2 separate regions of the Homo sapiens genome follow, and region 2 is linked to region 1. The links are chromatin loops, found by intact Hi-C in ENCODE. Cell type or tissue: dorsolateral prefrontal cortex. All regions are shown on one strand. Region 1 overlaps ATP1B1 (ATPase Na+/K+ transporting subunit beta 1). Region 2 has its middle 17 kb from the start of LINC00626.

The links. Peaks named below come from ENCODE experiments on the same cell type or tissue, not always from the same donor. Only the 100,000 strongest peaks of a DNase experiment are listed, where the experiment ranks them.
Region 2: a loop joins it to region 1, with 2.2 times the contacts of the local background. A loop is called at or near these places in 1 of 110 quality-filtered maps.

Annotation. Positions count from the first base shown.
Region 1 is chr1:169,124,151-169,129,150 of GRCh38, forward strand. ATP1B1 (ATPase Na+/K+ transporting subunit beta 1) reads left to right here. Exons shown (of 6, transcript NM_001677.4): 3 at 734-889; 4 at 3,074-3,258. Among named protein-coding and RNA genes, the nearest start is that of ATP1B1, 20 kb to the left of the region's middle. In dorsolateral prefrontal cortex, CTCF peaks have their summits at 2,353 and 2,558; no DNase peak of the experiment used is centred here; H3K4me3 peaks cover 1,470 bases; H3K27ac peaks cover 4,236 bases.
Region 2 is chr1:168,801,816-168,806,815 of GRCh38, forward strand. No RefSeq gene overlaps it. Among named protein-coding and RNA genes, the nearest start is that of LINC00626, 17 kb to the left of the region's middle. In dorsolateral prefrontal cortex, CTCF peaks have their summits at 2,490 and 2,693; a DNase peak (open chromatin) is centred at 2,496; H3K4me3 peaks cover 926 bases.

The DNA of each region.
Region 1 (5,000 bases):
TGAAGGCAGCGGCTTTTGGATATTAAAGAATGTAACAGAGTTTTAGAGAGTGCAAACCCAAGGCATACGGACTTTGAATTTTATCTGACCGGCACTGACATGCTGAGACTTTCAGATTGGAAAGCATTTGTGGTTACTGCATGTATGTCCCAAATTCTTCCCGTTTAGTTTAAAAGATCCAAAGAAATATCTTGGTTAGGTAGGCTTGAGTCTAGAGAATTTGGAATGGTTATACATTTACTGACAATAAGGATTATAAAAGAAGACCTCTGTGTCCAAGGCTTACACGTAATTAGGGAGGGTAAAGCCACCTGCACACAATGCTAGCTAGCAGGGTATTTTAAAAAACTGTGCACGTTGGGGTACTAGAAACATAATGGGCTTTGGAGTACAGCACACCTGGGTTGGAATTCTGGTTCTACCACTTTCTGTGCAGCCTTGGCCCAGGTAGTTAATCTTTCAGTGCAAGCAGTGTTGTCATTCATAAAATGGAGGTGATGCCTACCATGAAGTGTTGCTATGGAAATTAACTGATCTGTGATATTAAAGCATAGTCACTGGTACTTGGGGTTACCTAATCTAAATGCCAGAGGAGTGATTTAACAAGGGAGGCAAGACCCTTTCTTTTTAGCCAAGTGGAGTTAGCAAAGTATGTTTTGTATGTGGAAAGTCTACTTTTGAATTGTCTTCGTTTCTGCCTTCCTACTAATGTTTTTCTCTCTGCCTGGTCTAGGATTAACACAGATTCCTCAGATCCAGAAGACTGAAATTTCCTTTCGTCCTAATGATCCCAAGAGCTATGAGGCATATGTACTGAACATAGTTAGGTTCCTGGAAAAGTACAAAGATTCAGCCCAGAGGGATGACATGATTTTTGAAGATTGTGGCGGTAAGTAGACTCATTGTAGATGTCTGTGGCTAGTTTTCTTTCTCTTTAACTCTTATTTCCCACTTCTATTTTTTGTTTAATGATCGAGAGATAATCCTGAAATAATGAAAGATTGAACTCTGGCCATATTTAGACACTTTTTTTAAAAAAAGCAGGAAGACACAATGAAAAACAGTACAGCCTCAAGTATGACTGTTTTCTGCATTGGAAAGGTGTCTTACTTTAAAACACTCCTAGGTACTATTTTTTACTATTCAGAGCCAAGACAGCAATTCCGGTTTTCTTTCTCTTACATCCGTTGAAAAGTACAGCTACTTATTTCCTTATCTTCCCCCAAAAAGTTCTCCCTATAGAAGAGTGCACAGGGCCTTCTCTCATCAGAAAGACCTTTTGGTGTGATTAGCTATCACTGCACTGGCATTCATGAAGGAGGATGTATGGTCAGGGTATACTTTTATTGATCCTGGTTGGGATAGATAATGAAATATGTGTTAGGCAGCTGATCGTTTTGGATAAGGAAATGACTTATGAAGGGTAAAGAGAGGCTCTTAGTTTCATTAAGTCATTGACATGAATACATGTCCTCACTCTTACTACCTGGACTGTGAATTTTCCAGTCCATGTTCTCATTCTTTCCACAAAAAAATACTCTCGCTGGGTGCAGTGGCTCATGCCTGTAATCCTTGCACTTTGGGAGGCTGAGGAGGGAGGATTGCTTGAGCCTAGGAGTTCGAGACCAACCTGGGCAACACAGTGAGACCCCATCTCTACAAAAAATAAGACAAGTTAGCTGGGTGTGGTGTTGTGTGCCCGTGGTCCCAGCTACTTGGGAGGCTGAAGTGGGAGGATCACTTGAGCCTGGGAGGTCGAGGCTGCAATAAGCCATGATCACGCCACAGCACTCCAGCCTGGGCACCAGTGTGAGACCCTGTCTCAAAAACGTTAAAACAAACAAACAAACATAAAACATCTCTCTGAGTTTTACTAGGTAATATCATCCCTTCTGATTCAATTCAAGCATTTACCAACTCCAGTTCTTTATAAGGCAGGCTGTGGCTTGGTCAGAGTATGGGGCGAATTGCCATTTTAAGTTATTTTGGAAATATTTAGTAACTTAAAAGAACATTTTCAGTGTGAATTTTTCTCATTAGAATTTAAATGAGGTTTTCATCTTACTTTGCAGTAATTAAAAGGCCTGAGGGATAATCAGGGTGAATCACTTCAAGGAGATAGTCTAAATTCAGACTCTTCGCTATTTGAAGGGAAAATAGTTCATTTGTGAATTTAAAAACTATACATAAATTATGGTTTGCATTATTTTCCTCCAGCATGCTATACATTAACTTTGAATTCTATATTCACTTGGTCTTTTTCTGGCTTTTATATGAGGATTGAATTAAAAATGCCAGAATAAAATTTCTCAGTCCAGCAAATGCTTAATGCATAGCTTTAAAAGGCAGAAACTCAAATCAAAAAAGCCTGGGCAACACAGCAAGACCCCAGTCTCTGCAAAATTAAAAAAAACTAGCCACAGGGTGGCACACGCCTGTAGTCCCAGCTACTCAGGATGCTGAGGTGGGAGGATCTTTAGAGCCCAGGAGGTTGAGGCTGCAGTGGGCCATGATCATGCTGCCGCACTCCAACCTAGGCCACGGAGTGAGACCCTGTCTCAAAAAAACCCTTAAGTGGTGGTTGAAAAGGAAAATACCAGTTCCTTTTTAAAAATTCTGACCAAAAAAAAAACCTAGTTCTGAAAATTATTGACAGTCCTTTTGTATTCTGATTATAATATCCCTGTTACTGAGCTAAGCCAGTGTTGACAGTGTGAATGATGCTACTCACGCAGTGTGATCCGTCTCCTTTCAGTCTTCTAAATAGCTGAGTAATCCATTATTTAAAAGAAGGGAAATATTGCCAGAGACTAAATATTACGTGCTGATCAAGTACTATGAAGCTTTGGTGTGGGGCCATATACCAGCTATTCCTTTTGGTAAAATATCTTTTAATATGAGTGAAGAGGTGAGAGATGGTTTTCCTGGAGATCTTGCTTAATTCAGATCATGCATTAAATGCAGAATAGCGTACTCTCAGAATAGGTAACTATGACAAGGAAGACAGTTTCTTTTTCTTAGAACTGCTAAGGGAATTGCTGGTACAATATAAAAGTTGTGTTTTTATTTTTAGATGTGCCCAGTGAACCGAAAGAACGAGGAGACTTTAATCATGAACGAGGAGAGCGAAAGGTCTGCAGATTCAAGCTTGAATGGCTGGGAAATTGCTCTGGATTAAATGATGAAACTTATGGCTACAAAGAGGGCAAACCGTGCATTATTATAAAGCTCAACCGAGTTCTAGGCTTCAAACCTAAGGCAAGTAATATTTTAAATGATAGAATTTAGATGAGTCATTTACACTAAGTACTTAATTGATCTGAGAAGACAATGTAAGATAGTTTTAAAGTATACTCAGTGCTGACTTTGAAACGTAGCCAGTAGAGTAACACCAAAAACTTCTGTATCCACCCTGCAATTCTTGTAGTTAGGACATTAATCTCATTTTCTAAAGTTAAAGGAATTCTGAGAGGCAAAGCTGCATTCTGAAGTGAGTCTGTGGCCCTTTTCTTAATACTCCTGCTCAGTATCCAGATAACAGTTTCTATAACATAAACTCTTTAAAAAAGTAAAAATGGAAAAATATATTTTTTCCCTGGTGGTCTAGTGGTTAGAGAAAAAAAAAAGTTTTTTATTTTTTACTTCATAAAGAATGGATTAAAAAAAAAATTTTAACCCACTTGCATGTATAGTCCAGTTTTGGTCCTCTGGAAGCCACAGGAACATTTCAAAAAAATTGATAATCTGAAAAAATATTTTTTCTGAATTTTATTGCGGAAGTAGAAGTTTAACATCATCTAGGCTGAATTTTGCTAGCCATGCTGTTGGCTTTTTGTATTACTGCAACTTATAATGGATAAACATTACTCTGGATCACTGAAAAATGAGCAAATTGCCATTGCTCACCATTTGGTGAGATTATATTCTCCATAAGAATGGAAAATTTATCGTTGTTGTCTGCTTTTGTAAAGCTGGTCATTTCATCCTCTCCTCCAGATCATGAATTAATGCTGTCCTTTCCCCTTAAGCCTGGCTTCTTCTGGCAGGTTTCCCCCTAATCACCCGTATATGAGCGTTGGCATTATGAGTGTTGTTTCTAATTTTGATAGAAATTGACTGCAGTATATTGAGTTATGTGAACAAACTCATTTCATTTCTGAAATCTGGCACTTTTGTTCATTAATTTTCTATTGAATGCTATTAATTTATTTCTACAATGCTTGTTACCCATGAATAATATTTTCAAAAGAAAATCAACACAGAGATAAAAAGTTTTGTTAACTGAAGGATGCATCAAAGTTCCTTTATTGCCATCAGAGGCAAAAATGAGTAGGTGGGGATGGATGGTTGCCTGGCTGGCTAGTTTGATGGACTGCTGGCAGAAATTAATGTACCTCTCAAAAGGATTTTAAGCTTCTTTCCACATAGACAGGATATAATGGAAGAAAAACGGTGAGAACCATTATGCCAAAATGTATTTGATATTCATATTGCTGGGGAATACTTCACTGAGATCAATCAGCTATTTAGCAGCAAAAGAAATTGTTGTGGCATGGCCAAGAGAAGACTCATCCCATACTTTCTGAGTACCTTGCTTTTGACATTACTCATCGTAGACACTGAATGACATTTGGACCCCACAGAGGCAGTCTAGTCTATTGTGATTGATTTCTTCCCACATCTTTAGAGTTACTTGGTTCAGTGATAAATTCAGCTACTCTTTCTTTTCAGTCCTTTTTTTCTTTTTTCTTTGGTCTCTACTTGGTTATCCATTGCCACTGCCTAATTCATCACCTCCACCCAAATCTCCAACTATTTTGGAGTTATTTTTGTCAGAGATCAGAGTATCCCAGCATCTCACTATCCTCACCATTGGAGGATAGATTCTGGCAACTTCTTAGTGAGCATTTTCTCTACATATTTTTAAAGACAAATACATTGCTGGCAGAAACGTCCCAAAGAGTCAAATCTAGACGATCATTTTCTTGCATCCAAAACAG
Region 2 (5,000 bases), 320 kb before region 1:
AATGCATTTTTGCATATGCCAGTGTATCCAACTATCCAGAATAAACTTATGTGCCAAAATAGTGAGTAGAGTTTAATTTTTATAACTTAAAACATTTTTTTAAATCCCTCTTTACTTTTTCTTGAACGATCCTCTGATTGTAATTTGGAAAAAGCTGAGAACTGGCTAAAGGCTTTAGTCAAGAAAAAAAGTCATTCCCAGTTGACCTATTTTGGACTTATAACCTCCAGAACTATAAGATAATAAACTTGTATTGTTTTAAGCCCCAAAGTTTGCGATAATTTTTAACAGCAGCAATAAGAAACTAACATACTTCCCATAGCCAATTTGTGCAGTGAAACTTCATCTTCCTCAGCAAACATGCTTCCCTCTCTGTGCTCCTGTTTTTAGGGGCTGGCATCATCACCATATACCTATTTATCCTACTAGGAGTCATCTTTGATCTCTACCTCTTCACCACATTTACTTCATCACCAATTCCTGTTCATTCTTTCTACCTCTAGAGTAACTCCTCCATTCTGTTGTATTTCCCTGTTACTGCTGTTTTCAGGCTACAATTTTGAACTGCTGGAGTTTTGTATTCAACTCTAGTCTATTCTCTGTACTTTCAAATTTTATTTATTTATTGTTGAGACCCACAGGAAGAAATAAATTCCACATCAAGATCTAGGGCACACACACACTTCTGAAGCAAAAGCTTCATGAAACAATATTTCCCATACTCTTTTGCAGTATATGCTGATATTTTCTATCCTATGTATTTAATTTTGTAAAAATCCAGCTATTTGTGATTTATTGCAATGGTTTCGTAACTGACAAATGGATCATGACCTGTAGTTTAAGAAGATATTTTTCTACATGGCCACCAGAATGCTCTTTCCAAAATACAATTATTTTTCCTTAAAATCTTTCAATGCCTTCATTACTCTAAGGATAAAGTTCAAACTCTAACATTGTTTCTAAGATCCTCCATCACCCAGTCTTCTTATCACAGTAGCTTCGTCTTTCTCCACTCTAACTGGTTCATTTTCATTTTACAATCCAACCTTACCTGCTTACTTTCTGGACTCAGATTGAGTCTCTGGGCCTTTGCAAGTCGTGTTACCCTTTTCAGACTGTCTTCTACATATCCTCTTCTTATAGCTAATTCCCACTTAGTCTATTTTCTTAGATTAAACCTCACTTCCCTCTAAATGCTTTCTCTCAATGCCTGGACTGGGTTAGGTGTCCCTTTCGCCCTCCTGCATTCTCCCTTAGCACCCAGGACCCCCTGAATGGCAGTGCTTATCAACCTGTATTTAATAACAATAGTGCTGTTTAAGAATAGAGACTGGGTTTTGTCCCCTATGAAATACCTAGAAGGCCTTCAGTAAATGCTTATTGGATGAATAAGTGAAACCTAAAAATTTTTTAAAAGTCAATTACTTTGAACTAAAATTCTATTAACATTTAAATTGTCAATAGTAATAACTTCTTGAAATATTCTATTGGGATAGAAAACAAGTGGTCATTGCTAAAATGGCAATGTGTTTCAGGCCTATATCTCATTTGTACTATTACAAATATCATGGCAGGTAGTAAGAGGTAGGATGTGCTTTGCTTTGTTAAAACCTGGTAATAGTGCAGGGACTTGCTTAAAGCAACATTTACTATCCTTCACATTCAAGAAGACCCTGGTTTATAACCTGGTTGGTTCTTTCTCTTTAAGAACATTCATAGAAGAGCTTTAGTTGCTTTACCAGTGAGCCAAACCATCTATGACAGTTCACTTTTATGGTCTTTGAAGATGCTATTGGCTGATTTTCTGTTCAGCAGGTCATTTCTACCATTTAACCACCCAAATCATTAAAATGGACGAAATAAATTATTCACTAAGACACTGTCTTATGACCAGGGACAAGATGTCTTGGCAACGACTTGGTGTGTATGTTTGTCTCATAAAGGGGAAATCAATAATCCCATCACCAATATCTAGGTTGTCCATCTGTCTAAAATAAACACACAATCATTTATTTCCTTCTTTGGATGTCAACCAAGCTTTTAGAGCAGTTTTCTTTAAACAGCATGAATGCACATGGGTACATATGGACAGAAACAGACACACACATTCTCCATGAGAAAAGAGAGCAAGTTCTATATAAGGAACCCATGATGGGAAACAGCCAAGTGAAATGCACCTGGATGTCTGTGTAAGCAGTCATAAGATTGCCAGTGGCCAGCAGAAGACGAAAGGGAATGCCTGCCTAGGAGAGAAGAGCACGCCTTGTGCAAACATCAAAGCGCTGCTTCTAAGAGGGGTAATTTTTATATTGCTATTGGCAGACATGGATACTAATGCAAATCATTCAGGGCCCTACAAAAGGCCTGACATATTCTGAACTTGATGGGAGCTGGTTGGGACTGTGGCATTTATCTCCTTCCAATCTTTTAAAGTGACATGACGCCTTCCTGTCTCCAGTCTCAGGCTGACCACTTGGGGTAGTTGCTTTCAGGCCACTGTGACAAGAGCTAACCGCTGTGGTTTTGTGTTTGGTGTGACAGGGCAGCTATCCAGAGCTGAAAACAATGGAGACTGAGACAGAGAGGCTGCATTCGCTGAAAAGTTTTTTACAGCACTCACTTGCAATGTTCAGTGTTCTCTTAAATAGGGTAAATGTGGCCCATGGGGAAAAATGATCTGTTGAGGTGCGGGATGAAATGATTAGGATGCTATTTACGTTAACTTACATTTAATTTCTGTTTTGCATATATTTTATAAAATATACAATATATTAGTACAATTGTTCATTTGGTATAAATAAATACGTTTATTTCCTGGAGGAACAAACTAAAACATTTTTATTAATAGAGATGCATCATCAGGTAAGTTTTCAGGTTACTGGTGTTTTTGCTCAGGTTAATATACGCATTTATTGAAGAGGGTCTTATTTTTGCCTCTAAAAGAGCTCTTCAGATTCCAGAGTTCTGTTTTTTTGTCACTCTTTCTTTTTGTTGTTAATTATCTCTTTGCAAGAATGCCATCTATATCTAAAGGTAGTCTGTAATCTGTTGCTATTGTTCTAGCACTTTCTTCAAAGAAACGTTTACTTTAAAAAATCACAGAGGGAGGTAAAATTTCTCTGAGGTTCTTCATTGATTTGCATGACATTAAGAATTTGTAGGGAAAGTGAATAATTGGATATTGCAAGATGCAGTATTTCCTAGGTTATTTTAAGTGGTGGGCTTTATTTCATCTGTATGTGTTGTAAATACAAAATCAAGAGTGAAATTGGAATGTGTGAGTATGTGGAAAGTATATGGTAAAAAAGTAATTAGAACTAAAAAAGTGAACAGAGCAAATAGTAAAAACAAAACAAAACAAAAACACCCAAAGTGCACAGACACAAAAGTGTAATTAATAGGTGCTATTACTGGCAGAGATAATACTCAGGAAAACAGGTCTTCCATCTATTTTGAAAATTATTAAAATAGAATAATGTTTCAGTGAAATTCAGTTCTATTTATTCACACTATTAGCTGCAAATACCTCTATCCTCACATCTTGGATCCTGCTAACTTCCCCCAAAGGCCTCTCTGAATCCTATAGTTGAAAAGTCTCCTAATCAAGCCTTTATATAAAATTGGAAATAAATGGAAAGTAACATGAAAATAAAACAAATTAAAAAGATGTCATTGCAATAGGGTGACAGTATTACACATATTTTTCTTTTGATTTTTTTCTTTTAATGTGCTATCCTAATAATTTAACCAAATATAAAAAGCAAGTAAGATTGAGACTTTGAGGTATAAACTGTGGTATTCTTTTTTTTTCTTTTTTGAGACAGAGTCTCCCTGTTTCCCAGGCTGCAGTGGTATGATCATGGCTCACTGTAGCCTCAACTTCCCAAACTTAAGTAATCCTCTCACCTCAGCCTGCTGAGTAGCTGAGACCACAGGCATGCACCACCATGCCTGGCTAATTTTTTAATTTTTTGTAGAGATGGGGTCTCTCTATGTTGCCCAGACTGGTCTCAAACTCCTGGTCTCAAGCAATCCTCCTGCCTCAGCCTCCCAAAGTGCTGGGATTACAGGCATGAGCCATAGCACCCAGCCTAAATTTTGGTGTTCTGATGGTCAGTCAATACCTACATATGAATGTAATCCCAGCAGAGGGAAGACATTCGTAACAGTAACTAGGTCTTTGCACATATTCTGTGTAAACTGCTATCTAACGTTATCATAAGGGATATGTATGCCTTTTGAAGAATATCCAAGTCGCTTATTTTTTCCGTTTACTGATATTTCTTTTGAGAAAGAAATCAGAAACTAGTTGATTTTAGAAGTAAGGAGAGTGATCTCCTTTTATCTGGAATAACTGGGCTGGGCATCAGCCTGCTGACAAAGAGTTGACCCACTATATCTGAGACACAGAAATATAACTTGGGGGCTCTGAAGGCTCTCTTGGAGCTGTTGACTCAACATCTTGGATGTCAATAGATATCTCAACCTCAACTGATCCAAAGAGAAACTTCCAACCTTCCCCACTCCCTCACCCCAAACCTATTGTACCCACAGCCTTCCTCATCTCAGTTTTGGCAACTCCGTCCTTCTGTTGAGAGGACCAAAATCAGGGAGTCATCCTTGACTCCTCACAGTTAAACAATTTATCAGGTAGTCCTGTAGACTCAACCATCAAAACACATCCAGACCCTTACCATTTCCTGCCCTCACCAGGGCTACTGCTCACTCAAGCTACCATCATTAATTGCCTGGAATATTGATTGCAATTGCCTCCTAACGGTTCTTGCTGCTTCTGTCTTTGCCTCTGTACGGTCCCTACAAAGAAGTAGCAATAATGCTTTAAAAACGTAAATCAGGTCATGTCACTCCCTTGATCAAAACCTACATTGGCCCCCACTTACACTCAGAGTGAGAGTCCAAGTCCTCGCCATGGCATAAGGCCCTCTCTGAGCTGCCACACCATTGGGTCTATTTTCTCTTGTTACTCTCCCTGTGCTGCC